2 separate regions of the Homo sapiens genome follow, and region 2 is linked to region 1. Evidence: read pairs that join two places in POLR2A ChIA-PET (ENCODE). Cell type or tissue: OCI-LY7. All regions are shown on one strand. Links, peaks and the distances in the headings refer to the core of each region. The heading gives the core; the rest is flanking DNA.

Region 1 (16,601 bases), core at 4,045-12,044:
GGGAGAGAGCTGCAGGAGAAAAGAGGCTATTGCCATCTGAGGAATTTTTTGCTGATCAATATCTAGGAACCAAGAATTTGAAATATTACAAACAAAAAAGAATTGGAATTATAATTATAGCCCTTGGAATTACAGCCCAACTCAATGATTTGGTGCACTCCTTTCACACAAAGGTATGCACTGAAACCACAGCCTCTGCTGAATGATTCTGGCCCCAGGAGCTCCCCTTCTCCTCTTCCCTTCTCCCAGTTGCTGCCCAGGGTCTATCTTGTCCAGGGCCAGCCAGGCAGGGCTGGGCTGTTGAGTTCTGTCAGTGCAGGATGTACAGAACCCTTGCAGACCCCTCTTCCTTCCCCTCCCACTTCTACCACCGAAACGCAGCTGCTTCCTCTCTGCCCCAGTGCTGATCCTGACAGCAGTGTCTCCAGCTAACTTCCCCCTCTTCAACCTCTCCCCAGCACCTGTGTCAACATGAAGCTCACTGACAGACCCCATTCCAGTCTAGATGCAGCAGACAGTAACAAATGGTGGTTGCCGTCATGTGAAGGGCTGGAGTCCTATTTTTCTTTCTGAGCCATCATACGAGAAACTATTTCAAGGACCCATTTTGTACCTTGAACACATCCCTCTCCTTCAATAACTCAGCCAGACATCGCCCTAATAGCTCTGTCTCCCTAAAGAACAAATAGCTAGCCTCCCATTTTTCTAACCCATTTGCTGCTGCAGTCCGTGTATGTTCAAGTGATGGTTGTTGATCAAGGGGCTAATTCACAATAATGATGGGACCTCATGTCTTTGTTGCAGGGTTTTCTCCCATGTATCATATTTTAAAAGCCTTTCTGAGAATTTTGGATTTTGTTTTTGGGTTTTTTAATTCTTTAATATATTTTTTTAAATTTTTATTTCAATAGCTTTTGGGCTGCAAGTGGCTTTTGGTTACATAGATGAATTATGTAGTGGTGAATTCTGAGATTTTAGTCCACCCATCACCCGAGTAGTGTACATTGTACCTAATGTGTAGTTTTTTATCCCTGCCCCCCCTCCCAGCCTCCCCCTTCAGAGTCTCTAAAGTCCATTATATCACTCTGTATGCTTTTGTGTACTCATAGCTTAGCTCCCACTTATAAATGAGAACATGTAGTTTTTGGTTTTCCACTCCTATGTTACTTCACTCAGAATAATGGCCTCCAGCTTCATCCAAGTTGCTGCAAAAGATTGTTTCATTCCTTTTAATGGCTGAGTAACATTTCATGGTGTATATATGTATATACCACATTTTTTTTATCCACTCATTGGTCGATGGACACTTAAGTTGGTTCCACATCTTTGCAATCGTGAACTATGCTGGTATAAACCTATGTGTACAAGTGTCTTTTTCATGTAGTGACTTATTTTCCTTTGGGTAGATATCCAGTAGTAAGATTGCTGGATCGAATGGTAGATCTACTTTTAGCTCTTTAAGGAATCTCCATACCGTTTTCCATAGAGGTTGTACTAATTTATATTCCCACCAGCAGTGTAGAAGCATTCCTTTTTCCCCACATCCATGCCAACATCTATTGGTTTTTGACTTTTTAATAATTGCCATTCTTGCAGGAGTACAGTGGTATCTCATTGTGGTTTTAATTTACATTTCCCTGATGATCAGTGATTTTGAGCCATTTTTGTTTGTTTGGTTTTGGTTTTTGTTTTGTTGTGGGCTTTTTTTTTTTTTTTTTTTTTGAGACAGAGTCTCGTTCTATCACCCAGGTTGGAGTGCAGTGGCTCCATCTCATCTCACAGCAACCTCTGCATCCTGGGTTCCAGCAATTCTCGTGCCTCAGCCTCCTGAGTAGCTGAGACTACAGGCATGCCCGGCTAATTTTTGTATTTTTAGGACAGATGGGGTTTTGCCATGCTGGCCAGGCTGGTCTTGAACTTCTGGCCTCAAGTAATCCACCCGCCTCGGCCTCCCAAAGTGCTAGGATTACAGGTGTAAGCCACCACGCCTGGCCTATTTGTATATCTTCTTTTGAGAAATGCCTACTCATGTCACTTGCCCACCTTTTAATGAGATTTTTTTTCTTGCTGATTTGTTTGAGTTTCTTGTAGGTTCCAGATACTAGTCCTTTTTCAGATATGTAGTTTGCAAAGATTTTCTCCCATTCTGTGGGTTGTCTGTTTACTCTGCTGATTATTTCTTGTGCTGTGCAGAAGCTTTTCAGTTTAATTAGGTTCCAATTATTTATTTTTGTTTTTGTTGCATTTGCTTTTGGGGTCTTGGTCATGAATTCTTTGCCTAGGCCAATGTCTACAAGGGTTTTTTCGATGTTATCTTCTGAAAGTTTTATAGTTTCGCGTATTAGATTTAAGTCTTTAATCAATCTTGGGTTGATTTTTGTATAACATGAGAGATAAAGATTCAGTTTCATTCTTCTACCTGTGGCTTGCAAGTTTTCCCAGCACCATTTATTAAATAGGGTGTCCACTCCCCAGTTTATGTTTTTGTATGCTTTGTCAAAGATCAGTTGGCTGTACGTATTTGAAAAGCCTTTCTGAGACTTTTGAAAGAGATCTTTATTATATGGACATGTACCCCTTTTTCTGTGATGTCTGGAACTGGGGTAGCAGGCAGTGGTCCAGGATTTTTCTCTAAACTGTGTGTACTTTGAGTTTCCCCAGACCTTGCCAGCCTGCAGGTATATAAAAGGTCACACAATCTCTCACTCTTCCAAATTTTGCCAGCTCTTGCCTTTATCTCTTATGCAGAATTTGGCCTCTATCAAAGGACCCCTTAATAATATTAGAGTCCCCAAGGGATGTCTGCTTCCTGCCAGGGGCTGCTCTTGCTGCCCTTCTATTTATCTCTTGGTGCCTGTGCTAAGCAACCCTGCATCCACTGGGCACTGCTATCTGCTGCTACAGCTGAGGCACTGGGGCCCTTGAAATGCCAAAGCTAGGCAATATATTATTCTGCATAGGGGGAAAAGATCTCTCTTCCCTTTGTGATACTTTTTGTTAGAGGCACAGCCAAACCGGCATGCTCATGTGCTGATGTCCTACTAAGGTTTTTTAAAGAGACGACTCTTCTCTTCCACCTCCTTTTTCTCAGAAGATGTTGAAATTATTTCAAAGGCAGCTGGACCAGAAGACATACACATCTGCATTCAGAATTTCCCCTTCCCTCCCAATACTAAGGATTTCTTACTGGATCCAACTTTCTGTGCCTGGTTTGTGTTTCCCTCAGAGTGAAGTACGTAAATCAAACTTCAATCCTGTATATACTCCAGCACACCAACATCACCTGTGTACTTTTTTGTCCTTCTCTCCACAACAGCTAAGTTTAAAAAGATGAGAAAAAGACAGTGCAAAGGTGAGGGCACACAAGTGGCCTTATGTCTAGTTTGCCGCAGTAGTAAAAGTTCTTCAAAGGCTGTATACTTGTGTCAACATCAAAGAACAAAGAAACATGTGTGATGGCAGTTTCTGGTCAGAAGCAAAATGTTTTCTGTCTCCTCACAAGAGAAGTTCAAGCTCAGGCAAGAGGATATTAATTAAAAGATTGCACAGGCTATTTTGAAATTGAAAAGGGGAGGAAGGTTCATTAGATGGCCTTTGTTTTGGTCACTTTGGGCTGCTATAACAAAAATACCATAGATTGGGTGGCTTAAACCGTAGACACTTATTGCTCACACTTCTGGAGACTAGAAAATCCAAGATCGAGGTTCTTGGTGAGGGTTCTTTTCCTGGTTTGCAGATGGCTGCCTTCTTGCTGTGCCCTCACATGGTGGAGGGAGAGATCATCTCTTTGTGTCACTTAAAAGGACACTAATCCCATTTATGAGGGCTCTACTTTCATGGCATAATTACCTCCTAAAAGCCACACTTCCAAATCCCATCTGCAATGCTTTAAATATTGTTTGTCCCCACCAAAACTCATATTAAGGATTGGTTTCCAACGTGGCAGCATTGGGAGGTGGTGCCTTTAAGAGGTGATTAGTTCATTAAGATGGATTAATGTCTTTCTCATGAGACTGGGTTAGTTCTTGGGGAAATGGATTCATTCTTAGCTTGCCTGTTGTGTTTTGCCCTTTTTGCATGTACTGACTTCCCCTTCTATTCTCTGACATGTTTTGATAAAGCCCTCACCAGAAGCCAACCAGATGCAACTGCCCAACCTTGGACCTCCCCGCCATCAGAACTGTGAGCTAAATAAATTTATTTGCTTTATAAATTACCCAGCCTCAGGTATTCTGCTGTAGCCACAGAAAACAGAATAAGACACCATCACATTGGAGATTAGGGCTCCAATGTATGCAAGTGGCGGGGGGGTGTTATATTAGTCAATTCTCACGCTGCTATAAAGGACTACCTGAGACTGGGTAATTTATGAAGAAAAGATATTTAATTGACTCACCGTTCCACAGGCTATAGAGGAAGCATGGCTGGGGAGCCTTCAGGAAACTTACAATTATGGCAGAAGGGTGATGGGGAAGCAGGCACATCTTCACATGGTGGCAGGAGAGAGAGAGAGAGAAAAAGAGAGAGAGAGAGAGAGAGAGAAGGGAGAAGTGCCACACACTTTTAAACTATCCGATCTCATGAGAGCTCACTCACTATCATGATAACAGCAAGGGAGAAATCCGCCCCCATGATCCCATCGCCTCCTACCAGATCCCTCCCCCAACACTGGAAATTATAACTTAACATGATATTTGGGTTGGGACACAGTGCCAAACCATATTGGGAGGGCAGGGAGGAGACACAAACATTTAGTCCAGAGTAGCCTTCAAGGCCTATTATAATCCTGCTGCTTAGAATAGTGCGGTATTTTCCAAAGTGTGGTAGGCAAACCACCAGCGAGATATGAGATGATTATCAGTCATACCCAGATGAACATTTATAATAAGCAGTTATAGGTATATTAGTATAATTTTCTTCCATTTAGGGTACTTGATACTGGATTTCAGTTTATGGCAGTGACATAGATTTTCCTTTTAATGAAAGTTTAAAAGTTGATTCAAAAATATTAAGGAAATAATAGTGTAGACACAATGCAGTACTATTCAGCCAAAACAAAGAATGAGATCCTGTCATTTGCAAAAACATGGATGGAACTGGAGAGTATTATGTCAAGTGAAATAAGACAGGCACAGAAAGACAAACATCACATGTTCTCACTTATTTGTGGGATCTAAAAATCAAAACTATTGAACTCACAGACATAGAGAATAGAATGGTTACCAGAGGATGGGAAGGAGAGTGGGAACCTAAGGGAGGGAGGTGGAGATTGTTAATGGGTACAAAAAAATAGTTAGAAAGAATGAATAAAACCTAGTATTTGATAGCACCACGGGGTGACTATAGTCAATAATAACTTAATTGTACATTTTAAAATAACTTAAAGAGTATAATTGTATTGTTTGTAACACATAGGATAAGTGCCTGAGGGGATGGATATCCCATTCTCCATGATGCGCTTATTTCACATTGCATGCCTGTATCAAAACATCTTATGTCCCCCATAAGTATATATACCTACTATGTCCCTATAAAAATTAAAAATTAAAAAATTTTACAAAATAATAGTGTAGGCAGTACACGATATGGCAAAAATCATGAAGGTGGTATTTGAGAGGCTGGAGGCTGAGAAATGGTGGGGTAATGGTTTAAAGCTTGAGCTTTGAAGTCAGACAGATCTGGTTTCCAGCACTGACTCTACTACTTACTAGCTGAGTGACGTTGAGCAGATATGTATGTGCTTAAATATAGTGCTAGGCACCCAGATTTGACCAAAGCTTCACACTACTGAAAGCCTATGAGGACCCACCTCAAAGGCTACAGTCGTCCCTCCCAAAAGAAAAAGGCAGCCAGTGCAAAGTACCTCAGTGGGAGCTGACCTAGGGCTGGCCTCAGACCCCAGACCTGATTTTAGAGTTGTGTGTGGAAGGTCATTTTATAAAGTCATGCCCAAATGCCAGCTAAAACTCTTCCAGCCCTAACTGTAGATGGTTAATCACATGCCGGAGTGTCCTAGTCTGACCATGCTGACGAGTCTTTAGCCCCAGTCTGGCCAACAGTCTGGCTCAAGCCCATTGGGCCTCTCGTCTTAAGCCTTGCCTCTACCATGCTTTTGTGAACCCAGCCCTCATATCATCTGAGATTAGGGGGAAAGGAAGTAATTGGAAAAAGGCCACTCATGTCTACCACAGGTGGCCTAACAGTGTCTCAGAATCACTGTACTCCAGGGTTTCTTGGGAACAGAACAGAGGGGCAGAAATGATCCACACCCACCTCCATTCCACATCTTTTTATTACCCCATAAAACCACCCAGGTGCCTGTGCCTTTCAAACAACTCCTGAGCACAAAACCCTGGGAAGAGTATTTAAAGTGTATTGAGGGTGGTTTGTGTTCTTCTCAGGGGCCTCACTCTCAAGTAGGCCAACTTGCCCTTTAGTGCTGTGACTAGGCTAAGGTAGGTAAGTTAACACTAAGCCTTCCCAGTCCAACTCCAAAGAGCACGTGGGAAAAACTCCTTCCTTACAGGAGCCTGCGAGACATCTGCAGGGAAACAAACAGCCCCTCCTTTCAGCTCACTAGTCCAAAAACTACTTTTGCCAAGCATTGATGCTGCTTCCGGTTCCATCTGTCTTTCACTTGAATCCGCATCATTTCTCTTATTTAAATAGCCAAGTGAGGTCCTGGTGGTCCTCTCTCATTCTCATATTTGGTTTCTTTATTTCCATGGGAATAAGCATGAGGCCTGTAAGCAAGTGTCCTTTTTGCTTTCTCCTATTGAATATTCTACATGTAGTGGCTTCCTTTGAGTCCTACATTTTTGTTTATCAGGATAAGTTGACTTTAGGCTGAAAGTTTCAAGGGCCTTGACTGATTTGGGTTGGCTGTTGGGAAAAGAGATTTAGGGTAGAATAAAGCAGTAGGGTTTTCTAAGGCACACAAAAAGGAGAAAAGATAAGTAGGGGACAGGGCTCCTGAAAGACCAGCTGTTCCATCCAACTCTATCTTTACGCACACTATCAGTAGGGGCTTATTTAAGACAACATTCCACCTCCACCCCCCCACACACTGTTCAGCTCATTAGGGGGTCTACTGGCTTCTCAGAGCTTCCAGCAGTACTAAGGGAGATGATCTAACTCCAGCCGCTAAGGGTGTCCCAGTAGCAGAAGGCTTCTTAGGCATTTTGCCTTATTAAGCAGACCAACAACATGGTGCTCCAAGGGATAACTACCTGGGAATAGGGTTGCCAGATACATTACAGGATGAAACATTTGGGATATGCAAATGCTAAAAAAAATCTCTTGTTTATCTGAAACTCAAATTTAAGTGGACATCCTATATTTGTATCTGCAAAATCTGGCAAATTAGCAAATTTAGCAAAACCCTACCCAGAGACCCCATATGCGACTCTAAATTATCCTCTGATAAAGGGGTGAGAAATAAGGGTCCCCCAAGCTAAAATGTACTTTTTTCAAATTGTCTAATGAGAGTCAAACTCTCCGGCCCTAACCCCAGTCCCCAAACATGCAATAAGAACGCATGACTAGTTTTTCTGTTAAGAGCAGCTGGCTATATCCCTGCCTCCAATTTTCACTTGCCCTAGGTTAATTGTCCACTTTTCTCACACAAAATGAACTCTTCCCAGGTGAACTCGGCCATCTGCAAGTTTTAGAGAAATGTGTAGAATGTCTCTACATGAGGCTAGGCATGGAGATAGTCACTTAGAGGTCTCCAAGAATGTTCTCTGATTGCTCCCCATGGAATCAGCAGAGTTCAGGAGGAAGAAGGAGGGAATTATCGTCCAGCCTTTCCCCTGTGACTTCTAAGTCCATCTCTTCAAGCCGCTGCAGCCTGCAATCCCCAGCCTGGCTCCAGTAGCTTTGTTGGTGGAAACATCATTTTGCTCACAAAGACAGACCGAGATTTTCATTTTATTAAAATAAAAGAAATTTAAGATAAGATTTTATGAATATTTAGAAAAGCAGCATGTTGCATGATATAAGACATATTTACATGCCACAGAAGGAGCACAAATATTGTACTTCCAGGATGCTTTGAAAGGTATTGGATTGTTCATTGTTTACTAGCCTCCAGGCATTATTACACAAGCTAGCTTGGGAAAAATGGTGACTGCTACAGAGGCTTGGAAAATGTATAGGACACTTTCAGATTTAAAGCTGCTCCTCCCAGTACTACTTGGCCCACACAGCACACAGAAAACAGACAGGCAAGGTGGTGGGCAGGTGGGTTTCACTGACACCTCCCGAAAGGGACATCATCTGAAAGTGACCGCAGGCCTTGGGGCTCTGGCTTTACAATTGTCAGCAGCTCATAGATTAAGCTTTAACAGAGGAATCCTGTCTGGTTATGGCTCTCCCAAGGCACCTAAGCTTGAAGTCTCTCACCATTTTATTCATTTAATCAACAAACATTTAATAAATTTCTATTGTGTGTCAGCGAAACTGAGAGAGCAGTGGAAAAAACTGATACAATCCCCAAACTTGTAGAGCTGAGGGACTAATGGGAGACACAGACAAGGAAATGAGCAATTACAATACATGATGTATAAGTGTAAGTGCTGGCCGGGTGCGGTGGCTCATGCCTATAATCCCAGCACTTTGGAAGGCCAAGGCAGGCGGATCACCTGAGGTAAGGAGTTCGAGACCACACTGGCCAACATGGTGAGAACCAGTCTCTACTAAAAATACAAAAATCATCCAGGCATGGTGGTGCACGCCTGTGATCCCAGCTACTTGGGAGGCTGAGGCAGGAGAGTCGCTTGAATCCGGGAGGTGGAGGTTGAGGTGAGCTGAGATCATACCACTGTACTCTAGCCTGGGCAGCAGAGTGAGACTCTGTCTTAAAAAAAAAAAAAAAAGTGTAAGTGCTATAGGAGCACAAGGAAGAACCCCTCACCCATTCCAAGAGCATCTGGGAAAGGACCCCTATGGAAACTGAGGTCTGAACTGAGGCCTAAACGATGAAAAGGAGTTAAGGGAAAAAAGCTGTTTTAAGCAGAGGGAACATGTCCCAGTGACCAGAAGGGAATTTGAGGAGTAGAGGAATGGAGGCATGGAGTTCGAGGGCTAACCATCATCATGCATAGCATTTAGCTAGGATGTCCTGTGGGCCAGTGCTTTGCTAAGCATTTAGCATACATTGTCTCATTGGAGCCTCACAGCATCCCTCAGATGAGGCACAGGGAGATTAAGAGCCTTACCAAAGTCAAACCTCTGGTAAGAGATGAAGACAGAATTGAACCCCAGCCATCTAGCTCCAGAGCCAACATTCTTAACCTCCACTCTATAAAGCGAAATCTATATCTCAAATGAATAAAACAAATGGTGGAACTTCAGCACAGGACTCTAGCCTTCACTCCTGGAGCCACCAACCCCAGCCATAGGTCCAAATCTATCCCAGCTTCTGGCCCTTTTCTGACCTCAGAACCTCTGTCCAGTCCCTGGTTTCTTGCCAATTACCCGTGCCCAGTCATGACTCTCCCTTTCTGCTAGATCCCTGGTCAGCATGTCAGGTTCCCAGAGCTGAGACTGACTCCCTAATTCTCATGAGAACTAAAGTCTTTCTTGCCTCTGAATCCCAGTTCCTAGTCCCCTCTTATCAGACCAACTGGTATCACACTATGCCTCCTTCTCTGGATTTCTTACTATTCTGGTTTCATTGACATCTGCAGATCACTTCCGTGTCTCTGTATTTCTGGCCGATCTCTAAGGTCTAGCCATCCTCAGTCTAGCCTGACCCGAATTGGGAGGAGAGAAGTGGAAAGAGACAGAGACTTGTGAAGGCAGGAAGGGCAACTGTATGAGAGGCTGAGCGAGTGGAGAGATTTGAGAATATGGGTAAGGCTGAGGCTGAGAGCCTAGAAGCAGAGCTGGCTTTATTCTTAGGTGGAGTATGTGACCCAGACCCTTCCAAAATACCCTATTCCAATAGCTACTTGGGGGAATGAAATCCCTTTAAGAGGATGTTTGCAAAGAACTGAGAATATAGAGCCCAGGTGAGGAGAAACACCTACTGTACTTAATGTTACAGTAGAGTACATGCCTTTCTAAATGTTCACTTTGGTTGAGGAGGACACTCAGTATCTGAAAGAAAAAGGGAGAGAACCTTGTAGTGAAGAATTGTAGCCAAAAGGGAGAGTTCAAGAATATTCACAGGCATAGATATCCCAACCAGGCAGAGATGACAACTTGACTCAGGTCCAGCCTTGCCTAGACATAGTGCCTTCATCATACTACAGATGTGGTTTCTTTTTGGATGTGGTTTCTGACTTTGTTTGAGCAGATGGCCCTGACAGAAAACTTAACATTATCTGCTGTTTATTATGCACTGCCCTGTAAGACCACCACATGTGTGATAGTCCCTACAATATAGGAAGGAGCCAATTGAAGAGTTCATATTTTGGGCAACTCTACTCCCTTTTTCCTACTCCAGAGTTTAGGGACAGCTGTTGAGCAAATGGAGGAGGCAGTTAGAACTAGCCCAGGGCTTCTCAAATTTTAGTGTACACATGATCACCTGCAGGTCTTGTTAAAATGCAGATTCTGACTCAGTAGGTTTGGGGTGGGATTCAGAGTTTGAATTTCTAAGAAGCTCCAAGGTAATGCTAATGCTATCAGTTGGGGGGACACACTTTAGATAGCAAGGCTATTTCTGCCATTCTGCATTCTAATACATTAACCTGCTTCCTCATAACCTGTGAAGTGCTGAACAAATATGAAGGAATCATATTGCACTTTTATTTGATGAACCTGCCAACCCTAAATAGAATGAACAAATAAGCCCCATGAAGGAGAGAGAAGAAGTGGTGGCTGCCCATTAACAACAACAACAACAGTAAAATTATACAGGCCAAGAGGGAGAGTTATATTTTCCCCAAGTTTCCTACAGCTGTTTATTGGTCATGGGGCGCATAAAACATCTTATGAATGTTTCACTGCCGAAGAAAAATTGCTTCAAGCTGAGCTAGGATAGGAGTTAGGTATTACCATGGATATGAATATATTTTCACAGTTCAGCTCAATTACCACATTGTTTATCATGTTGCTTTACAACATTGCAGACTATTAAAGCTACTTTTTCATTTTACAGTATAGGAAACTAAGGCTGGCCAGGCAGGTGATTTCAATTTGCTCAAAGTCACATGGCTAGTTAGTATCAGAACTGAACTAGAACCACCCAATGAGCACAGTGCTCTTTCTACTGCAAGGATTTGTTAAAATAGTGTCTGAACAGGGGAAAGATTTTAAGTTAATTGGTCACAAGTGGTCCCCATACCCTGCTGTGGGGAGCTTAGCGGAGGTTCCCTGAATAAAAACATAGTTTGGGACTGGAGAAGAAATTTTCCAGGCTCTCGGTCACTCAAACAAATAGACATCTTTTTGAGCATGGATTGCCCATTTGTTTATTCAACAAACACTTGTTGAGCCCTGTGCTGGCTGGGGATAGAAATTTTTTTAAAACCCACAGTCCCTGCCTTGACAGAGCTTAGAATCCACTGAGGAGAGACTGATGTATAAATACTAAGTTCAATAAACTCCCATAGCTATTGGGGGGGGGGGCACAAGAGATGGTTTCAGAAACGAAGTAATCAGCCAAAAAGGAAAGCAGGCCAGCTAATCACTGAGCATGATGTAAGGCAGAAACTTAAGTGCAGTATGGTCAGAGTTTAGTGTAAAGAGGGAGGGAGGGATCTTTGTAAGCTACAGAGTTCACGGAAGGCTTTTTGGAAAGGTTAAGTCTAGAAGTAAGCTTTGGAGTATGTGTAGGAATCATATAACCAGAGAGGATACTTCAGATGAGGAACAGCATGAGCAAAGGTAAAGATACAAGAAAGTATATTGTCTATTTGGGGATGGCCCTTCAGATATTAAGTTTAAAACTGTTCTTAAATCACCCTTCACCTTTTGCTTCTCTTTTGCCTTTCCTATAAGTACCTCTGGCCAGCAGGTTACATTTGAATTGTTTCTTTACTCTCCAACTTCACTCTTCATGCTCACTGTGCCTCTGGTAGTCTGCAAGGCCACCATGTACAGTTGTGCATGTTGTTCACTGCACAAAGGATACCCAGTCATGGAGGTGAATGGGGGCTGAAATCCATACTGCACTGTACTCACCAAGTAATGCTTTCCTTTCCTAGTTTGATACATGTGCTTGCTAGGCCATGCCCCCAACCCAAAAAGGAGCACTTTTTCCAGTTTACAGAAAGGTACCCTAGCAGTGGCTGAGGCACTAAATCATATGTAGATGAAAGGTAAATAAGTGAGGTAAATAAGATTTATCTCTGATTTGTTCCAGCTTCAAGTCTTTACAGCTGAAGCCACTAATGAAGCCACCACAGTTCCACCACAGTTTTTATGCTAATCATGACTAAAGTAGGAAAAGTAGCAAGAGCCCCAGGGACCCTTCAGGAAGCTTAGAAGTGTCACTTCCCTGGATCCTGCATGAGGTGACCCAGAGATGACCTATGCCTGATGTGGCTCCCTTGATTTCATTTCTCTCTAATCCTAAACTGGATGACTAAGTGGTACCATTTCCCCTGACTCAGTTATTCTTTCTCATAAGAAAACTACACTTCTGTATGACTCACAACCAAGCTTATTCCTTATTTCTTATCTCCCCTACCTGGCAGTACCACCAAAATCATCCTTAGAAATCAACTGGACACGCACTTGCCATACCCACCTACCATGGTTGGTAGTCTTGTGCCAAATCCTGACTCCCTTTTCCTTCCCACCTGTCCTGTGCCACCAAGAGCCACTCTTCCCCACAAGCTACCAATCGGAGCTTTCAGACCTCCAAGTTTCCCTGGCTTTATCAGGCTTAAAGGGCTAAGCCTCTATAATATAAAAACCCAATAGTACAGGGAGTCAAAGAACTCACCACTTGTCAAGTTTCTCTCCACTTGACAGTCCAGAGCACATAGGTGGCCTACTCAACTCATTCAGTCACTCATGGACTTGGGTTGATTCCTTCATGTTTCTCTGCCCTTCTGTAAGGCAACAGCCTTATCTGCCAGTTTCAAAGCTGAGTAATGTGTGCTATGGGCACATCCATATTTCTTCTGTTAGAGGAAAAAAGTAAAGAGAAGCACATGTGCAAAGTTTAAAGAGCTGGGCCTAGAAAAAGCACACATCACTCCTACTTACATTTCACTGGTCTCAGAGCCACACCAGACCACAAAGCGGGCTGGAAAATGTACGTAAGTACCTAGCTGGACATCCTCACCCTGGCTACAGGTCTATTATTAAGGAAGATGCCAAACTATCAGTAAAAAGCATCTATTTTGTCATAATTTTTTACCCATGATAGAAACTTCATGATCAAGTATAATAAAGTTCAACCAATTTAAATAGAATCAAACTTAATGTATTAATAAATGTGTTTAAAGCATAGCATATACTTTTCCCTTACGCACTGTTTCTCAAAGTGTGGTGCATGGACTCTGGGTGATCCAGGGCCACTGATCATTCCCAGAAACCTAGCCAGTGACAGAGGAAAAAGCAATAATATTATTTCTTTACATACCTTCCACATATTTGAGATGTAAGGCTAATTATGATTTTTTACAGCAATCACATTACATTCTTTTTGTCAAATTACATTCTTAACCATCCTTATGTATTTTTTTTTTGAGACATGATCTTGCTGTGTCACCCAAGCTGGAGTGCAGTGGTGCGATCCTGGCTCACTGCAACCTCCACCTCCCAGGCTCAAGCAATCCTCCCACCTCAGCCTCCCAAGTAGCTGGGACTACAGGCATTCACCACCACACCTGGATACCTTTGGTATTTTTTTGTGGAGACCAGGTTTAGCCATATTGCCCAGACTGGTCTTGAAGTCTTGAGCTCCAGTTAAGAGAATAAACTTCCGGCTGGGTGCGGTGGCTCACGCCTGTAATTCCAGCACTTTGGGAGGCCGAGGTGGGTGGATTGCCTGAGGTTAGGAGTTTGAGACCAGCCTGACCAACATGGTAAAACCCCATCTCTACTAAAAATACAAAAATTAGCCAAGCGTGGTGGCACATGCCTGTAATCCCATCTACTCAGGAGGCTGAGGCAAGAGAATCACTTGAACCCAGGAGGCAGATGTTGCAGTGAGCCGAGATCATGCTACTGCACTCCAGCCTGGGTAACAGAGAAAGACTCTGTCTCAAAAAAAAAAAAAAAAAAGAAAAAACTTTTGAGGAGGTCGAGGACCCCGAGAAATGAGGGGGTTTGCCTAATGTCAAGCACTGGGTGTGCAAACCTGCAGCTGCTGTGACAGTTTCTGGCAGTGAGTCTCTGACACGAACAGCTCCCTCTGTTCAGGGAGGACCCGGGCACCCTCACTTTGAGTCTTGGTCTTACTTTTCATCTAAAAGGGTGGAGCGGATCCCCAGCTTTTTCAGTTCTTCCACCAGGTCCCCATTCTGGTGCATCTGGGCTCCATTCCTTTGTTCTTCCCTCTAGCTGAGGAAAAATAACCACTAACCCTGAGGAGACAGCCTGTGAGGTTTAGCTCATAACTGACATGTGGGTCAAGTGAGGCAAACTGAATAGACTCCAACATCATAGCCTGGCATTGCTATTTACCCCCCTCTAGTAAAAACAAAATTCCATCTAGTTCATGACATCTGAAAGGAGGTATCTCACGCTGCCTGCTTGGAGGGCAATTCATTTGGAAATCTCTCTGGGAAAGCACAGAGCAGAGCTGATTTATGGCACCACCACAGGGTATCACTGCAAGCATCAGGACCAAGTGGAGGAAGTGCCACTGCCCAGCCCTGAGGCCAGCATTCCAGCCTGTGAACAAATCCTGTGGGTTGGAATGCTGCTGCTAACCCAATGAGATGGACTGCTGGCCCACGCGGCAGCCTCTGACAACACTTAACTGTGAGAGACCTGGGCTCTGGGGAGGCCTCTTCCTGCTGAGTCACGGCGATGTGACCACCAGGGTGGGAACCGAGCCCAGGAAAAGTTCTTTCTGGACTAGGTCGACCCTTGTGCAGATTACTGGTTCATGCTGAGTGCTTTTCCCTGAGACATCAGGGCCTCTGTCACCCTTTCCAGACCAGCCCCTCTGGCCACTGCCATGCCAGGATGTATCTTATGGCACTCTTGGGACTCTAGGGTGAAGAACCCACCAGATTTAGAAATTTTGATGACTCAGGTACATGGAAATGTGAAGGTCTCTCAAGCTATCAACAAAGCAAACAAATTTAAAAAAATGAACAAAATCTCTATCAGGGCCTGGCGCGGTGGCTCACGCCTGTAATCCCAGCACTTTGGGAGGCCGAGATGGGCGGATCACAAGGTCAGCAGATCGAGACCATCCCGGCTAACACGGTGAAACCCCATCTCTACTAAAAATACGAAAAAAAATTAGCCGGGCGTGGTGGCGGGCGCCTGTAGTCCCAGCTACTCAGGAGACTGAGGCAGGAGAATGGCGTGAACCCGGGAGGCGGAGCTTGCAGTGAGCCGAGACAGCGCCACTGCACTCCAGCCTGGGCGACAGAGCGAGACTCCGTCTCAAGGAAAAAAAAAAAAAAAAAAGTCAATGGGATTTTTGGGGCAGTAAAATTATGTTGATTTTTCCTCTTTTTATTTTGCTGTATTTTCCAAGTTTTATATTACTTTTATGTTGGAAAAATAAACTTTACTAAGGAAAAAAGGTTTGTCGAATATTAAAGTAACAATAAAAATAAGCCTGTGTGTGTGTGACAATATCATATAAGCAGTCGAAAATGCAAATATGAAGTAAGAAGATAAATGTCTGAAAATTTGATTTTATTAGACCTGCCATCCATTTGCCCCAGTCTCCAGCATGCTCTTTATAATAAAATGTATCAAATTGTAGCACGAAGTCATCAAAGCTTTTACATAACTTTCTTCCTGTGTTGGCAGTTTATTTAAAAAAAAAAAAAAACCCAGTTATCACAGTTTCTTCTTTGTCCATCGTTTTCCATAACGGAAGAAGCTATACATAATTTGGGGGAAGATATTGTCTTTGCAGACTGACATATTTGCAGAGGGGTCATGAATAATGATTCCAAAGCTCCTAGTTTAACTCCTGAATCAGGCAAAAAATAAATGGCAATATAAGAACAAATTTTGTTTACAGCAATATCATAATACAGCATTGAATTATTACAGTGCAGTGGTTGTAATTAAGCTCACAATAAAATCTTATTAGCCCAAACACCAGACAACCTAAAATCACCCGACTGCTCACGAACGGAAATGATCAGTGCAACGCAGTTGTCTCAGTAGTGAAAACCAAAATCGGTAAGGTTTTTCTGGCAGTGAGTCTCTGACACGAACGGCTCCCTCTGTTCAGGGAGGACCCGGGCGCCCTCACTTTGAGTCTTGGTCTTTCTTTTCATCTAAAAGGGCGGAGTGGATCCCCAGCTTTTTCAGTTCTTCCACCAGACCCCCATTCTGGTGCATCTGCAAAAGAATGTCACAGCCCCGCACAAACTCGCCGTTGAGGTACACTTGCGGGATGGTGGGCCAGTTGGAATAGTCTTTAATGCCTTGTCGCAGCTCGGGGTCGTCCAGCACTTCGTAGGCCGCATAGTCGCGGACGCCGTGCACCCACAGGATCT
Region 2 (16,601 bases), core at 3,407-11,406, 92 kb after region 1:
CTCCCAAAGCACTGTGATTACAGGCATGAGCCACTGTACCCAGCCTCATCTTACTATTTTTTAAAAATCCTCAATTTATGTCACCCAAGATCCCAGGAAACACTCCTCCTCCTATATACAAGGACTTGTTGAACAAATCCATGTTTACCTTACCCATACTGGCACAATTTTATGAGAAACAATCTAGATTAAGAAAAGAACATGGAATTATACTGTATTTTCTTGATGAATTATAGTTTTTTATTTATCCATCTTTGCCCCTCAACTATGAATTGAGGGGCAGGGTCCATGACTGGATTTCCTTTACACCTAGAGCAAGGCATGGGGCATAGCATAGAGTAGGTATTTAGAAAATGTTAGGATCTCTAGGGGTGGGTGGGATCCAGGGATAGATGTTTTATAACAAACTCCATAGATTATAATGTGCAGTCAGAGTTAATTTAGCTGAATAAACAAATTCATAAAGAGGAAGAAGCAAAGCTCACTGTAGGAGAGGGCAGACACAGGGCCGGGAATATAGATGTCCTATTATCATTTTTCACCTAAGATAGCGAGTTTTTTGGACAGATTACCCTCTAGACTGTATGGTAGGGAATCAGTGATTTCCAATTCTGTGTTTGAGAAGTGCTATTATTAAATCCCTATGGCTGACTGAAATAAAGAAAAGACAGCTTTCATCTGCTCTGTGGGGTTTTACCTATTTGAAAGACTGCCCCATACATCTTTTCAGCCCCAGACACCTTCCAGGGTTTTATGGAAGGGCAATTGGTGATATGAATTACCTGGAGGTACTTGCTTGTTTAGATGACATAATTATATTTGGTGGCACTTTGGAGGAGAGGAGCAATTGCTCCTCATTTTACTGGATCACTTGGGAAACACAGCCTGAAACTGTCCCTTGACAAATGCCAGTTCTGCAAGACCTCATTAAAATATTTTGGGTAGATATTTTTAAAAATCAGTTCAAACAAACTTTGGAACAAAAAATAATACGTTGGATATATAAAATCACAGCAGAGGCTGGGCATAGACCCTGAAAAGATCACTGAATGGCCAGTGTTCAACATTTAAAGACATTTGGGAGATTCAGCAGATACCACAGGAGCTGTTTGAAGGACTGTTCAAAGATTGCAAAGCTCATCAATGAGTTGATTCAGGATGGTCAGGTCAGAATTGGAGCACACATTAGAAAGGGCTGTGGAGTTGAAGAGGAAGGGAGAAGCAGGTACAAAATGCCAGGGCCTGACAGTGAGGAAGAGTGTTTGCGGCTCAACTACGTGGCCTATCAAAATAAAGCTGCCCTTACTGAGGGATCCCCCAGAAAGCAAACTAACAGACGAAGGAGTTTTCACCTGGGCAAACTTCTCTCATGTGCTCCTCCTCTTACTTCAACATTTTGGAAATTGTCAACCTGCTTGGCTCAAGGTTCTGTTTTAGCATATGCTGTCCACTACCTCCAAGACCTTTGACAAATAGATGCCAATTTTGATGACTTAGAAGCAGTGCTATGTCATAAAAATACAGAGGAGAAAATAACTACTGATTTTTGACAACTAGAATAGGTCAGCTGGTGAGACTTGGAATCAAGTTCAAAAATTCGAGTTTGCAGCACAAAAGTAGACAAGTACAGAAACATCCTCAGGTACTTGGTGCCCTGGAAGGCAGGGATGCTTATTTCAGTCTCCTGCTGCCCTACTGAGAGGGTCAGGTTGAAATCTCATATTGGAACATGGAAAGGCTGTGACACAGAGGTCTTTTGTTGTCCCCCAAGCTGAGAAGTGAGGTGAGAACTAATAGGATTCAGGTATGTGCCCTGGGGACAGCATCTCCCTTTCTTGAAGACTTTAAGAGGAATCAAAGGAATCCTGGCAGCCCAGGTTCTCACAACCATATTTGACATCACTTAAATAGTTGAAAAAGGTAGGCCCGGCGCGGTGGCTCACGCCTGTAATCCCAGCACTTTGGGAGGCCTAGGCGGGCGAATCACGAGGTCAGGAGATCGAGACCATCCTGGCTAACACGGTGAAACCCCGTCTCTACTAAAAATACAAAAAATTAGCCGGGCGTTGTGGCCGGCACGTGTAGTCCCAGCTACTCGGGAGGCTGAGGCAGAAGAATGGCGTGAACCCGGGAGGCGGAGCTTGCAGTGAGCGGAGATCACGCCACTGCACTCCAGCCTGGGCGACAGAGCGAGACTCCGTCTCAAAAAAAAAAAAAAGAAAAACAAAAAGGTTGAAAAAGGTAATAGTGTTGCCAAAAGCAGGATTGGTGATAGCAAAGGAGGAAGTACAAGGTTGCTTCAGTGTTAATGCAGTGCCTGTGGGCCCTCAATGGTAACTGTGAGTATAACCCTGAAGAAGAGGCCAGAAAGTTCTTTGGTTGATCATATTTAGGCCTCCTGTCTATCAGGAACACCACAATTGAGCAGCCAAGATTAGCTTTTGAGAGGATAGGTGTGGGCAAAAGCAATGACAGAACACTGTCTAGGATTTGCGGAAAGAGACACCTAGGGCATTTGGTTCATATTGGTGTGCCAAAATTTTGGGGGAAGGATTTGATCTGCTCACATCTAGGTCAGAGAAGGCACTGTCCTCTTCTGTACTCAACTGGAGGTTGATGGAAGGAAACAATAAGCCAGTCTTCCCTTGTAGGGATCTCCAGGATTTTCTCCCCAGGCAGTTTGTAACATAGTAGAGGCTTTAGACTCATTTAGACACGAATTCAAATCCTGGCTTTCATCCTTTGTTAGCTGTGTGAGCCTGAACAATTTAATTCACTTCTCTCAATCTTAGTATTCCCAACTGTAAAATAAGGATGATAATACAGACAGTCATTGTGCAGTTTAAATGAAATTAATATTTATTGATGCCTGACACCTACTAAGCACTTGATAGATTGTTGTTATTACTACAATTTGTGTTGATTACCATAAATTTTCATTTGGAAGAGGATAGTTTCGGATAGTGAAGAAAACATAAGCTTTGAATCCAGAAGACTCAACATTGCATCCTGGCTGTACCCCTATCTATGCTAGCTTGGGCAAACCAGTGTCCTTATCTATAACATGGCACACTCCAAATGACCATCACTATTTACCCCATCAGTAGTGGCAGATCCAAGTTTTGTGGGGCAGAAGCTTATATCATTTGGGTTAAATAAGTTTATTTTTAAAGAATAAAGTTAGGTAAAACCCTGAACATTTATTTAGAATGAGAAAACAAATCACAAGAAACTACAAGTTTTAAAACTGGCAAATACCACAAACATCACAAAATCAGGAAAAATAATATAATATTTTCATTATATTAGCTGACGCACCTCCACGCTACCTTTTTTCCTATATTTTTGTCTGCATATCTTTTGATTACCTCTTCATCCAATACTACTTTTGTAGTGTAATTTCTATGGAGAGAATAGAAAAACAATTTAGTTTTTCCCAAGAGTTTAGAAAAGCCTCTTTCAGCATGGCAACCCATTACTGGCTAATGTGATGTAAAGTTCTGGATTGTTGTCAAATTTAAGAAAACCTCTATCAAACCTCTATTATTTCTTTTATATACAAGCTGTAAGATTTTAGGATATGTCAGGTCTTTTATGTAATGACTAATACTTAAAAAGCTTTGAATTGACTACTTTAGAAGGGTTCCCATAAGTCATTACTGCACTGATACGGCCAGCAATAACTTAACTATACACAGAAGTGACACCACACCACATAAATATATTCCATTAGCCCCAAGTAAATGTATCTGCAACTCAATTTCTCTTCAGTCGTGAAGCAGCTACGTTGTCCAGGGTATATACCCCAGGTTCGTTGTCTCACACCAGGAAAATTTAGGACACGGACACACACAAGGAGTTTAGGAGTGGAGGTTTAATAGCCAAGGAAAAAGAAAGGAAAACTGCTCTCTCTCTAGTGAGAAGACAGGGGACTTCCCAGAGGAAAGGCCACCAGCCTTGGTGGATGCCCCAGATTTTATAGTCAGGCTTGAGGAGGCAGTGTCTGATTTACATAGGGCTCACAGATTGGTTGGATCAGGTATGATGTTTACATAGCGCACAGGGATGTGGGCTGCCCCACCCTAATCTTATTATGCAAATGAACTTTCCCCTTGGCAGACACCATCTGGTCTGCTCCTTACTGTACACGTGGCTGACGAAGAGAAGGGAAGATGGAGCCAACATCTTGAGCATGATTGGCACAACTGCTGGCATCTATGTCTGCAGCTTGATTTTACAGGCTGCTTTTTGTTAAAAAGGAAAATAATTTAGGGCTGCTTTTTATTAAAAGTAAAACCTTACAGAGGACTTCCGTTCCCTCACTATCTGCCTAAGTAATTTCTTCTTTTTTTGTGTTTCAAAATATACTCAATCTTTATTTGACAAATATTTTTAAATAAAAAATGAAGTACATGTATAAAAAAAGAATTTGAGATACATATAATTTACAAATCTGCTGATACTGATGTTTATTACTGACAATTTTATTTGCGTTTTTTTTTTAATTATACTTTAAGTTCTGGGATAAATGTGCAGAACGTGCAGGTTTGTTATGTAGGTATACATGTGCCATGGTGGTTTGCTGCACCCATCAACCCATCATCTACATTAGGTATTTCTCCTAATGCTATCTCTCCCCTTGCCCCCTACCCACCGACAGGCCCTGGTGTGTGATGTTTCCCTCCCTGCACCATATGTTTTCATTGTTCAACTCCCACTTAAGAGTGAGAATATGAGGTATTTGGTTTTCTGTTCCCATGATAGTTTGCTGAGAATGAAGGTTTCCAGCTTCATCCATGCCCTGCAAAGGACATGAACTCATCCTTTTTTATGGCTGCATAGTATTTCCTGGTGTATGTGTGCCACATTTTCTTTATCCAGTCTATCATTGATGGCCATTTGGGTTGGTTCCAAGCCTTTGCTATTGTGAATAGCACTGCAATAAACATAGGTATGCATGTGTCTTTATAGTAGAATGATTTATAATCCTTTGGGTATATGCCTAGTAATGGGATTATTGGGTCAAATGGTATTTCTAGTTCTAGATCCTTGAGGAATCGCCACACTGTCTTCCACAATGGTTGAACTAATTTACACTCCCACCAACAGTGTAAAAGTGTTCCTATTTCTCCACATCCTCTCCAGCATCTGTTGTTTCCTGACTTTTAAATGATTGTCATTCTAACTGGAGTGAGATGGTATCTCACTGTGATTTTGATTTGCATTTCTCTAATGACCAGTGATGATGAGCTTTTTTTCATATGTTTGTTTGCCACATAAATGTCTTCTTTTGAAAAGTGTCTGTTCATATCCTTCACCCACTTTTTGATGGGGTTGTTTGTTTTTTTCTTGTAAATTTGTTTAAGTTCCTTGTAGATCCTGCATATTAGCCCTTTGTCAGATGGATAGATTGCAAAAATTTTCTCCCATTCTGTAGGCTGCCTGTTCACTCTGATGGTAGTTTCTTTTGCTGTGCAGAAGCTCTTTAGTAATTAGATCCCATTTGTCAATTTTGGCTTTTGTTGCCATTGCTTTTGGTGTTTTAGTTGTGAAGTCTTTGCCCATGCCTATGTCCTGAATGGTATTGCCTAGGTTTTCTTCTAGGGTTTTTCATGGTTTTAGGTCTTTCATTTAAATCTTTAATCCATCTTGAGTTAATTTTTGAATAATGTGTAAAGAAGGGGCCCAGTTTCAGTTTTCTGCATATGGTATGGCTAACCAGTTTTCCCATCACCGTTTATTAAATAGGGAAACTTTCCCCATAGCTTGTTTTTGTCAAGTTTGTCAAAGATCAGATGGTTATGGATGTGTGGTGTTATTGCTGAGGCTTCTGTTCTGTTCCATTGGTCTATATATCTGTTTTGGTACCAGTACCATGCTGTTTTGGTTACTGTAGCCTTGTAGTATAGTTTGAAGTCAGGTAGTGTGATGCCTCCAGCTTTGTTCTTTTTGTTTAGGCTTGTCTTGGCTATGTGGGCTATTTTTTGGTTCCATATGAAATTTAAAGTAGTTTTTTCTAATGCTGTGAAGAAAGTCAATGGTAGCTTGATGGGAATAGCATTGAATCTATAAATTACTTTGGGCAGTATGGCCATTTTCATGATATTGATTCTTATTATCCATGAGCGTGGAATGTTTTTCCATTTGTTTCTGCCCTCTGTTATTTCCTTGAGCAGTGGTCTGTTGTTCTCCTTGAAAAGGTCCTTCACATCCCTTGTAAGTTGTATTCCTAGGTATTTTATTCTCTCTGTAGCAATTGTGAATGGGAGTTTACTCATGATTTGGTTCTCTGTTTGTCTGTTTATTGGTGTATAGGAATGCTTGTGATTTTTGCACATTGATTTTATATCCTGAGACTTTGCTGAAGTTGCTTATCAGCTTAAGGAGATTTGGGGCTGAGATAATGGGGTTTTCTAATTATACAATCATGTCATCTGCAAACAGAGACAATTTGACTTCCTCTCTTCCTGTTTGAATACCCTTTATTTCTTTCTCTTGCCTGATTGCCCTGCCCAGGACTTCCGATACTATGTTGAATAGGAGTGGTGAGAGAGGGCATCCTTGTCTTGTGCCGGTTTTCAAAGGGAATGCTTCCAGCTTTTGCCCACTCTGTATGATACTGGCTGTGGGTTTGTCATAAATAGCTCTTATTATTTTGAGATACGTTCCATCGATACCTAGTTTATTGAGTGTTTTCAGCATGACGGGGTGTTAAATTTTGTCAAAGGCCATTTCTGCATCTTTTGAGATAATCATGTGGTTTTTGTCATTGGTTCTGTTTATGTGATTGATTACATTTATTGATTTCTGTATGTTGAACCAGCCTTGCATCCCAGAGATGAAGCTGATTTGATCTTGGTGGAAAAGCTTGTTAATGTGCTGCTGGATTCGGTTTGCCAGTATCTTATTGAGGGTTTTTGCATCGATCTTATCAGGGATATTGGCCTGAAATTTTCTTTTTTTTTTTTTTTTTGTTGTGTCTCTGCCAGGTTTTGGTATCAGGATGATGCTGGCCTTATAAAATGAGTTAGGGAGGAGTTCTTCTTTTTCTATTGTTTAGAATAGTTTTAGAAGGAATGGTATCATCTCCTCTTTGTACCTCTTGTAGAATTCAGCTGTGAATCTGTCTGGTCCTGGACTTTTTTTTGGTTGGTAGGCTATTAATTACTGCCTCAATATCAGAACTTGTTATTGGCCTATTCAGGTATTTGGCTTCTTCCTGGTTTATAAAAAATAAAAGTAATTCATGGCTCAAGAAGAGTTTAATGTAATCAACTCAGAGATTTCACTGTGCATTCCTTCAGCTCTTTTATAGAAATACATTTATTAAAAAATGTTGCTCCACCCAATCCTATCCCTAAGGAATCATGCTTTTGAAATGTCAAAACAATCCTTTAACCTCCTTTATCTTTATCTTTGTTTCCTACTTCTCAGGCAATATCTACTCAGAGGAAAGTGGGTTACAATCCTATGGTGACTTAATTCCCTTAAAAACAGATGTTATGCACAGCTGGGAGTGGTGGCTCATGCCTGTAATCCCAACACTTTGGGAAGCCAAGGTGGGAGGGATCGCCGGGGTTTGAAATCAGCCTGGGCAACATAGTGAGACCCCATTCTACAAAAATAAAATAAAACATATTTACTAGGTATGGTGGCTTGTGCTTGATGCCTGTAGTTCCAACTACTCAGGATGTTGAGGCAGGAGAATCCTTTGGGTCCAAGAGGTTGAAGCAGCAGTTAGCCATGATCATGCCACTGCATTCCAGCCTGGGTGACAGAGCAAGACACTGTCTCGTAAAAAAAAAAAAAAACAGAACCAGTGGTTGTGACATCCTGTCAGAAGCCTTTTGGTGACCTGCAAATCCCGTCTGAATTAAAACAAAAACAAAAACACACTTTTTTTTTTGAGGCAGAGTCTCCCTCTGTTGCCCAGGCTGGAGTGCAGTGGCATGATCTCAGCTCACTGCAACCTCTGCCTCCCGGGTTCAAGCAATTCTCCTGCCTCAGCCACCCAAGTAGCTGGGACTACAGGTGCACGGCACCATGCGTGGCTGATTTTTTTTGTATTTTTAGTAGAGATGGGGTTTCACCATGTTGGCCAGGCTGCTCTTGAACTCCTGGCCTCAAGTGATCTGCCCACAACCTCCCAAGTTGCTGGGATTACAGGCATGAGCCACAGCACCAGGCCAAAAAAAAAAAAAAACTTTTTTGAGATCAATTTATATTATATCCACTGAATGTTTTATCTGTTTGCCATATGCTATATAATCTTTCAAGTAAATCCAGTTAACTAAATAAGCATTACAGAAATCACCATAATTTCCTTTAACAAATTATACTGGTTCAGATATGCTCTACTAGCTTTTCTGACATGACAGTCAAACTCCTCAGTTCTTGACCTCTATTGTCACATAAAAATCTTTTAATTATGGATATTTTCAAACACACACACAAAAGTATAGAGAATCACACAATGAAGTTCCACATATCCATGACTCAGCTTCAGCAATTACATTCTGCCAATATTAATCATCATTTTTTTATTTTGTTTCTTGGTTTCAAGGAAATTTTGAGCATTAGGCTCTAACTAGGAAGATGGCCATATTCACATTCTCACTTGAAATAAAGCTGTAACCTACATAACAGTTATCTAGATAGAGTCTAAAAACATCCCTATTCCCATATTTTCCATCTCTAACCAACCTACTCTTCACTCCCTCTCCTCCCCACCCCTGAGCTGCAACCAAGATTTGTCCCAACCAACTAATCTAACCCTTTCAACTATGTAAATATAGGAGAGGAGGACTTTGAGAATAGATTTGCTCAGCACACTACATAAGAGGCAAAATTGCCTTCTGACAAGTTTATATCAGGGTAATCCCAATTTCAATTCTTTACTTCCTAGAAAAGTGAACAAATAACAGGATTAGTACAAAACTTATTTTTAGCCCTTTAGTTCAAAGATCTGTTTAAAAGCATGCCTAGGCCTGACGTGGTGGCTCACGCCTGTAATCCTAGCACTTTGGGAGGCTGAGACAGGTGGATCACCTGAGCTCAGGAGTTCGAGGCCAGCCTGGCCAACATAGCGAAACCTCATCTCTACTAAAAATACAAAAATTAGCCAGGTGTGGTGGCTCACGCCTGTAATCCCAGCTACTCGGGAGACTGAGGCAGGAGAATCGCTTGAACCCAGGAGGTGGAGGTTGCAGTGAGCTGAGATCGTGCCATTGCACTCCAGCCTGGGTGACAGAGTGAGACTGCATCTCAAAAAATAAATAAATAAATAAAAGAAAAATAAAAGCATGCCTAGTGTCTATGTATGTAAAAGTGGATGTTAGGCAAACAAGGCCAGAATAGCAAGACTCAGAGTGAATACAATGAAGGAGGATTAAGTTATAGATATTGGGAAGGGGACCAATAGCTCTAGGGTCCCTCTGGGAGCCTATGTCTCCTCTAATCTTCCAAACAACTTCAGGTATAATCTAATTCCCATATTACATATGAGGAAACTGAGAAAACTCAAACCTCAGGAGTCCTGTGGCTCAAAGCACCCAGCTTGGGAGAGTTGAAGGAGAGAATTGAATCTTATCTGACTCCAAAGTCATGTTCTTTCTACCTAAGTGGTAAGGTCAGGAGCGCTAGACCCTCACACAGGGAATTGGTTGGGGTCTTCAGGACAATCCCTTTTGAGGTCTGAGCCTGAAAACAAATGCCACTTTGTAATGAGACTTTCTGTCTCTCTTACCAGATGGTCCCCTAAATTAGTTGAAGCCTGTGGGCCTTAAATATAAAACGGGAGGATGCATTTTGGTTATAATACAGCAGTTTGATTTAGTTACAAGTGTTATGCTTAAAATGGTAGAATGTGATTGACTTATGGCATTTTCTTTTTGAAGGATAGGACGGTTCTTTGTGCATGGTCAGCCCAACCCCTGATGGCTTGGCTGCTGTCCATAACAAACAGAACTACACCAGACAGACCTCAAAAAACAAGGGTTCTATAGTCATTTCCCTGAGACATCCCTGGGCCACAGCACCTTCACCCAATCTACACTGCTGATGTTGATTCTATGAGACCCACTGGTGGCAGCTCTTGCTGTTCATCGCTAGGCAAGAAATATTTCCTCAAGAAGCCCCCAGCTTACTGGAATAACATCCGCTCATTTCCTTCTTCAACATTAGCATTTACCCTATCCTGCCTGGATCTAGAAGCTGATCCCTCTGAACTAAAGATCTTCCCTTTTCTTCCCAACCGAGTGGGGGGACAAGAAGGAGATTTAAAACTTGCTTCTCTTTTACTCACATTCAGTATGACTATTTTCTCAAAATGTAAAGGCCCGTTCATCCAGAGCTAGGAAAAATACTGCTCTCACATCTAACTTTGGAACTGAGAAGTCAGTCTTTATTCAAATACACACGTTTCCTCCACAAAGCATGGCAGTTAGGGTGGAATGAAGGCAGCAGTGAAGCCTACTGAGGATCAAGCAAGGACAGAGAGAAAAGCAATGCTGAAAGGAAGTGAAGGGCAGTCTCTCTCAGAGAAGGCTGATGTGAATGGATCAACTGAGCCCAGAAGTTCGAGACCAGCCTGGCCAAGGTAGTGAAACCCTGTCTCTACTAAAAATACAAAAATTAGCCAGGAGTGGTGGCTCACGCCTGTAATCCCAGCTACTCGGGAGGCTGAAGCAGGAGAATTTCTTGAACCCAGGAGGCGGAGGTTGCAGTGAGCTGAGATTGTGCCATTGCACTCCAGCCTGGGTGACAGAGTGAGACTGTGTCTCAATAAATAAATAAATAAATAAATAAATAAATAAATAAATAAATAAAAATGAAAAATGAAAGCATACCTAGTGTCTATGCATGTCTCTCAGGGAAGACAGAAGGTGCAATCAGAGGGTTAAGCAGGCACTAGTGAGAAAGATAAATTCATGGTTGAGGAGAAAGGGAGAAAGAACTAAGTATTGGCCAGGCGCGGTGGCTCATGCCTGTAATCCCAGCACTTTGGGAGGCAGAGATGGGCAGATTGCCCGAGCTCAGGAGTTCGAGACCAACCTGGGCAACATGGTGAAACCCCATCTCTACTAAAATACAAAAAATTAGCCAGGCGTGGTGGCGCATGCCTGTAGTCCCAGCTACTTGGGAGGCTGAGGCACGAGAATCACTTGAGCCCAGGAGGTGGAGGTTGTAGTGACCCGAGATGGCACCACAGCACTCCAAAAAAAAAAACTAAGTACCAAGCACTATGCTAGATGTTTGATATGCATAAAGTAAGGAGGGACTGGAAATGGGGAGGAATGTATGTATGCTATTACACTATTTAAGGCAAGAAGTGATGAAGGACTTAATAAAGTGGTGGCAGTTTGAAAAGAAAAAAAATGGATGCAAGATTCGCTGTGAAGGGAGCATTGACCTGACAGCAACTGACTGGATGTAGAAGTTAGGGAGAAGGAGAAAACCAAGAGAACTTTGCATGTTCACAATAAGTAACTGGAAAGATAAGAGGACATTAATGAGAAAACAATTGTCAGGAGATGGATGTAGGTGAGGTTGATCAATTTGATTTTGGATCTATTTAATATTTTTAAATCTTTATTATGCAAGTTTTCAAACAGAGAGAAAAATAGAGAGAATAGGATATTGAAGCCCTATATACCCATTACCTAGCTCAACAATTGTCACCTCAAGGTCAATTTTGTTTTATCAATCTTACCTATTCCTCCCCTTCCTGAATTAAACTTGGAACTTTTTTTTATTTTTTCAAATGTATGGTTTTTTTTGTTTTGTTTTGTTTTGTTTTGTTTTGTTTTATGAGATGGAGTCTTGCTCTTTCACCCAGGCTGGAGTGCAGTGGTGCGATCTCAGCTCACTGCAACCTCCGCCTTCCGGGTTCAAGCGATTCTCCTGCCTCAGCCTCCCGAGTTGCTGGGATTACAGGTGCACGCCACAACACCTGGCTAATTTTTTTTTTTTGAGATGAATCTCGCTCTGTTGCCCAGGCTGGAGTGCAGTGGCGCGATCTCGGCTCACTATAAGCTCCACCTACCAGGTTCATGCCATTCTCCTGCCTCAGCCTCCCGAGTAGCTGGGACCACAGACGCACACTGCCACGCCCGGCTAATTTTTTGTATTTTTAGTAGAGACAGGGTTTCACCGTGTTAGCCAGGATGGTCTTGATCTCCTGACCTCGTGATTCGCCCGCCTCGGCCTCCCAAAGTGCTGGGATTACAGGCGTGAGCCACCGTGCCCAGCCACACCTGGCTAATTTTTTGTATTTTTAGTAGAGACAGGGTTCCACCATGTTGGCCAGGCTGGTCTGGAACTCCTGACCTCGTGATCCACCGGCCTCAGTCTCCCAAAGTGCTGAGATTACAGGCGTGAGCCACAGCGTCTGGCCTCAAATTTATTTATTTTTTAAATTGACATGTAAAATTGTTTATATTTATCATGTACAACATGATGTTTTTGAAGTATATATACATTGTAGAATGGTTAAATCCAGCTAATTAACAACTACAGTATCTCACGGTTAATCATTTTTTCTTGCAGTGAAAGCACATAACTTCAACTCTCTTTACGTTTTTCAAGGATACAATATATCCTTATTAACTATAGTAACCTTGCTGTATCATAGATCTCGTGAACATATTCCTCCTATCTAACTGTAAATATGTATCCTTTGACCGACCACCCCCCAACCCTTCTCCCTGTTAATACCCCCAGCCCTGGCAACCACTATTCTACTCTACTTCTAAGGGATCCATTTGTCTTCCTGTGCCTGGATTATTTCACTTAATATAATGTCCTCCAGATTCATCCATACTGTCACAAATAACAGAATTGCCTTCTTTTTGGTGGCTGAATAGTATTCCATTGTGTATACATACTACACTTGACCCATTCATTCACTGTTGGACACTTAGATTGGTTCCATATCTTGGCTATTGTGAATAGTACTGAAATGGACATGGATGTTCAAATATCTCCTCAACATACTAATTTGATTTTTCTTGGATAAATACCCAGTAGTGGGATTGCTAGATCCTGTAGTAACTCTATTTTTAATTTCTTGAAGGACTTCCATACTGTTTTCTGAATTGAATTATTTTGAAGTAAATCCCAGACATCATATGATATAATCCACAAACAATTCACTATATATTTCTAATTACAATTACATACAATTATCTCAACTAAAAACATTTTTTTTGAGACACAGTGTTACTTTGATGCCCAGACTGGAGTGCAGTGGCAAAAACACAGCTCACTGCAGCCCCGACCTCCTAAGCTCAAGTGATCCTCTCGCTTCAGCCTATTGAGTAGCTGGGACCTCAGGTGCATGCTAATTTTTTAAATTTTCTGCAGAGACAGAGTCTTGCCATGTTGCCCAGGCTGGCCTCAAACTCCTAGGCTCAGGCAATCCTCCTGCCATGGCCTCTCAAAATGCTGAGATTACAGGCATGAGCCACCATGCTTGGCCACCTAAAAAATCAACATTAAGCCTGTAACGTAATCAAATATCCATTAAGCATTTAAATGTTCTCAATCATTTACTTGTTTGTTTACAGTTGATTGTTTGAAATCAGGATCCAAATAAGCAGATTCACTGAACGTTGGATTCTATCTGAAGCAGTCATATGGAGATATCAAGCAGGCAATTGAAATTTCAGGTCCAAAACTCAAGGAAGACATAGAGGCCAGAAATATGGATTTGGAAATCATCCTCCCAGAGGGAGTAGTTGAAGCTATTTGACTAGATGAAGCTATTGAGTAGATATCATAGGGGGAGAATATAGCAATTAAAATGACCCAAGGAAAGAAATTTAGAATGACTGTATTTGGGAAGAAGAGAAAGAGACACCAAGAATGGGGATAAGGAGGGAATAATTTGAAAGAAATGAGAAGTTGAAAGGTTGGATTGGGTGCAGTGGCTCACGCCGGTTAATTCCAGCACTTTGGGAGGCCATGGTGGGAGGATGGCTTGAGGCCAGGAGTTTGAGACCAGCCTGGACAACATAGTGTCTCTACCAAAAAAAAAAACTATAAACAAACAAGTAAATGATTGAGGAAGAAAAGAAAAGAAGAAAAGTCGAAAAAGAAAACAAGACATTGGTGTTGTAACTGAAACCAAGAAATGAAATCTTTGCAGGAGGGAAGACCTGTTTTCCATCTAAAGAGCCTTGGGCTAGGACTTACTCCCTGCTCTATTGTGTGACTTTCTGGATGTGTTGTGTGTAGCAAATTGCCTCCCTAAGGCCAAGATTCTTCAGATGTAAAAAATGAATAAAACCAGTCTTTCTGGTTAAAATGCAGCTATGAGGATCAAGTAAGAATGCATGTGAAGAAGGCCCTTGTTGGCTATAAAGCACTGGACAAATATGAGAGACTGTTCATTCGTTAATCTTTATTATTATTTTTATAAACAATGTGAAAATGTAATTTAACTGTTGAATGGAGGATTTGAATATTGGAAAATTCTGAATTTGAGAGGCCGTAATTCTTCAAGAATCTCATGAGATACAATAGTTGGCTTTTATTGAGCATCTACCATGTGCTAGGCACTGTTTTAAACCCCCTACATACCCTACCTTATTTAATCCTCACGAAAACTTTATGAGTAATAATAGGTACTATTATTAATCTTGTTTTACAGATGAGGAAGCTGCGGTTGAGAGAAGCGAACTGATTTGTCCCAGGTCACACAGCTAGGAAGTGGTAGGACCAAATCTCAAAACCAAGTCTTTCCCATCTCAGAGCAGGATCTCTTAATCACAACACTAAGTTTCCTCTTTAAAATATGCCTTGGAAAATTAGATCACCATATTGCAACTCTAGTGAATTACCAATCTAGATATTGAGCATCAAAGACAGCTATCATCACAAAGAGAGACAACCAGACATTATGTGTCTCCTGAGTGAAACAAGCACCACCCCCTATGAAACAGTTTTGCCTTAAAAAAAAAAAAAAAAAGACCATGCGCGGTGGCTCACGCCAGTAATCCCAGCACTTTGGGAGTCCTAGGCCGGTGGATCACTTGAGGTCAGGAGTTCAAGACCAGCCTGGCCAACATGGTGAAACCCCATCTCTACTAAAAATACAAAAAATTAGCCCAGCATGATGGCGGGCACCTGTAATCCCAGCTACTCAGGAGACTGAGGCAGGAGAATCATCACTTGAACCTGGGAGGCAGAGGTCGCAGTGAGCCAAGATCATGCCACTGCACTCCAGCCTGGGAGACAGAGCAAGACTCCATCTCAAAAAAAAAAAAAAAACCTGGGCCAAGCTCGGTGGCTCACGCCTGTAATCCCAGCACTTTGGAATGCTGAGGCAGGAGGATCCCTTGAGCCCAGGAGTTCGAGACCAGTCTGGGCAGTATAGTGAGACCAGGGAGACTTCGTCTCTACAAAAAATAAAAGTAAAAAAATAGGCGGGTGTGTTGGCACATACTTGTAGTTACAGCCACTTGGGAGGCTGAGGCGGGAGGATTGCTTGAGCCCAGGAATTTGAGGCTTCAGTGAGCCATGATTGTGCCACTGTACTCCAGCATGGGCAGCAAAGTGAGACCCTGTCTCAAAAAAATATTGATCTTGAATCTAGCATAGCCTTGAGATTAAGCTTAGTGTTGCCAGGTAAAATTCAGGATGCCCAGTGAAAAGTGAATTTCAAATAAACAACTATATATAGGCCGGGCGCAGTGGCTCACGCCTGTAATCCCAGCACTTTGGGAGGCCGAGGCGGGCAGATCACGAAGTCAGGAGATTGAGACCACCCTGGCTAGCATGGTGAAACCCCGTCTCTACTAAAAATACAAAAAATTAGCCGGGCATCGTGGTGGGCACCTGTAGTCCCAGCTACTCGGGAGGCTGAGGCAGGAGAATGGCATGAACCCGGGAGGCGGAGCTTGCAGTGAGCAGAGATGGCGCCACTGCACTCCAGCCTGGGCGACAGAGCGAGACTCCACCTAAAAAAAAAACACAACTATATATATACATATATATATAGTTTATTTATTTGTATATATTATATATATAAATTATATGTTTATATGTGAACTATATATGTGAAATTTATATAAATATATATTTATATAAATATATATATATATTCATGTAAGCACGTCCCATGCAATATTTAGTATGTCCCATACATTATATTTGGGACATGCTTATACTACAAAACCATTCATTGTTTATCTGAAATTAAATTTAACTGGGAGTCCTGCATTTATCTTTCTGAATCTGGCAACCCTACTTTACTTTTTATTTTATTTTTGTTTTTTTGAAATGGGGTCTCACTCTGTCGCCACAATGGAGTGCAGTGACGCGATCATAGGCTGAAGTTAGCTCACTGCAGCCTCCACCTCCTGGGCTCAGGCAACCCTCCCACCTCAGGCTCCCAAAGTGTTGGGATTCCAGGCGTGAGCCACCATCACACCCAGCCCAGCCCTACTTAAGATCCAACTACCTGTTTATGAGGAACACAAAAGACAGAGAAATATATTAAAGGAACCAGGATGAGGCAATCAGCACCAGACTAGGTAAAGGTACAAGAAAATAAGGCTGGGTGCAGTGGCTCATGACTGTAATCCCAGCACTTTGGGATG

What was found. Peaks named below come from ENCODE experiments on the same cell type or tissue, not always from the same donor. Only the 100,000 strongest peaks of a DNase experiment are listed, where the experiment ranks them.
Region 2: POLR2A ChIA-PET joins it to region 1 with 5 read pairs; 3 of 35 experiments call an interaction of 5 or more read pairs at or near these places.

The regions. Positions count from the first base shown.
Region 1 is chrX:120,733,146-120,749,746 of GRCh38, reverse strand. It overlaps the pseudogene GLRX5P1. Among named protein-coding and RNA genes, the nearest start is that of C1GALT1C1, 110 kb to the right of the region's middle. RefSeq lists enhancers at 408-517, 12,061-13,260. In OCI-LY7, for the core only: no CTCF peak of the experiment used is centred there; no DNase peak of the experiment used is centred there.
Region 2 is chrX:120,640,689-120,657,289 of GRCh38, reverse strand. No RefSeq gene overlaps it. Among named protein-coding and RNA genes, the nearest start is that of C1GALT1C1, 19 kb to the right of the region's middle. In OCI-LY7, for the core only: no CTCF peak of the experiment used is centred there; a DNase peak (open chromatin) is centred at 7,839; H3K27ac peaks cover 1,176 bases.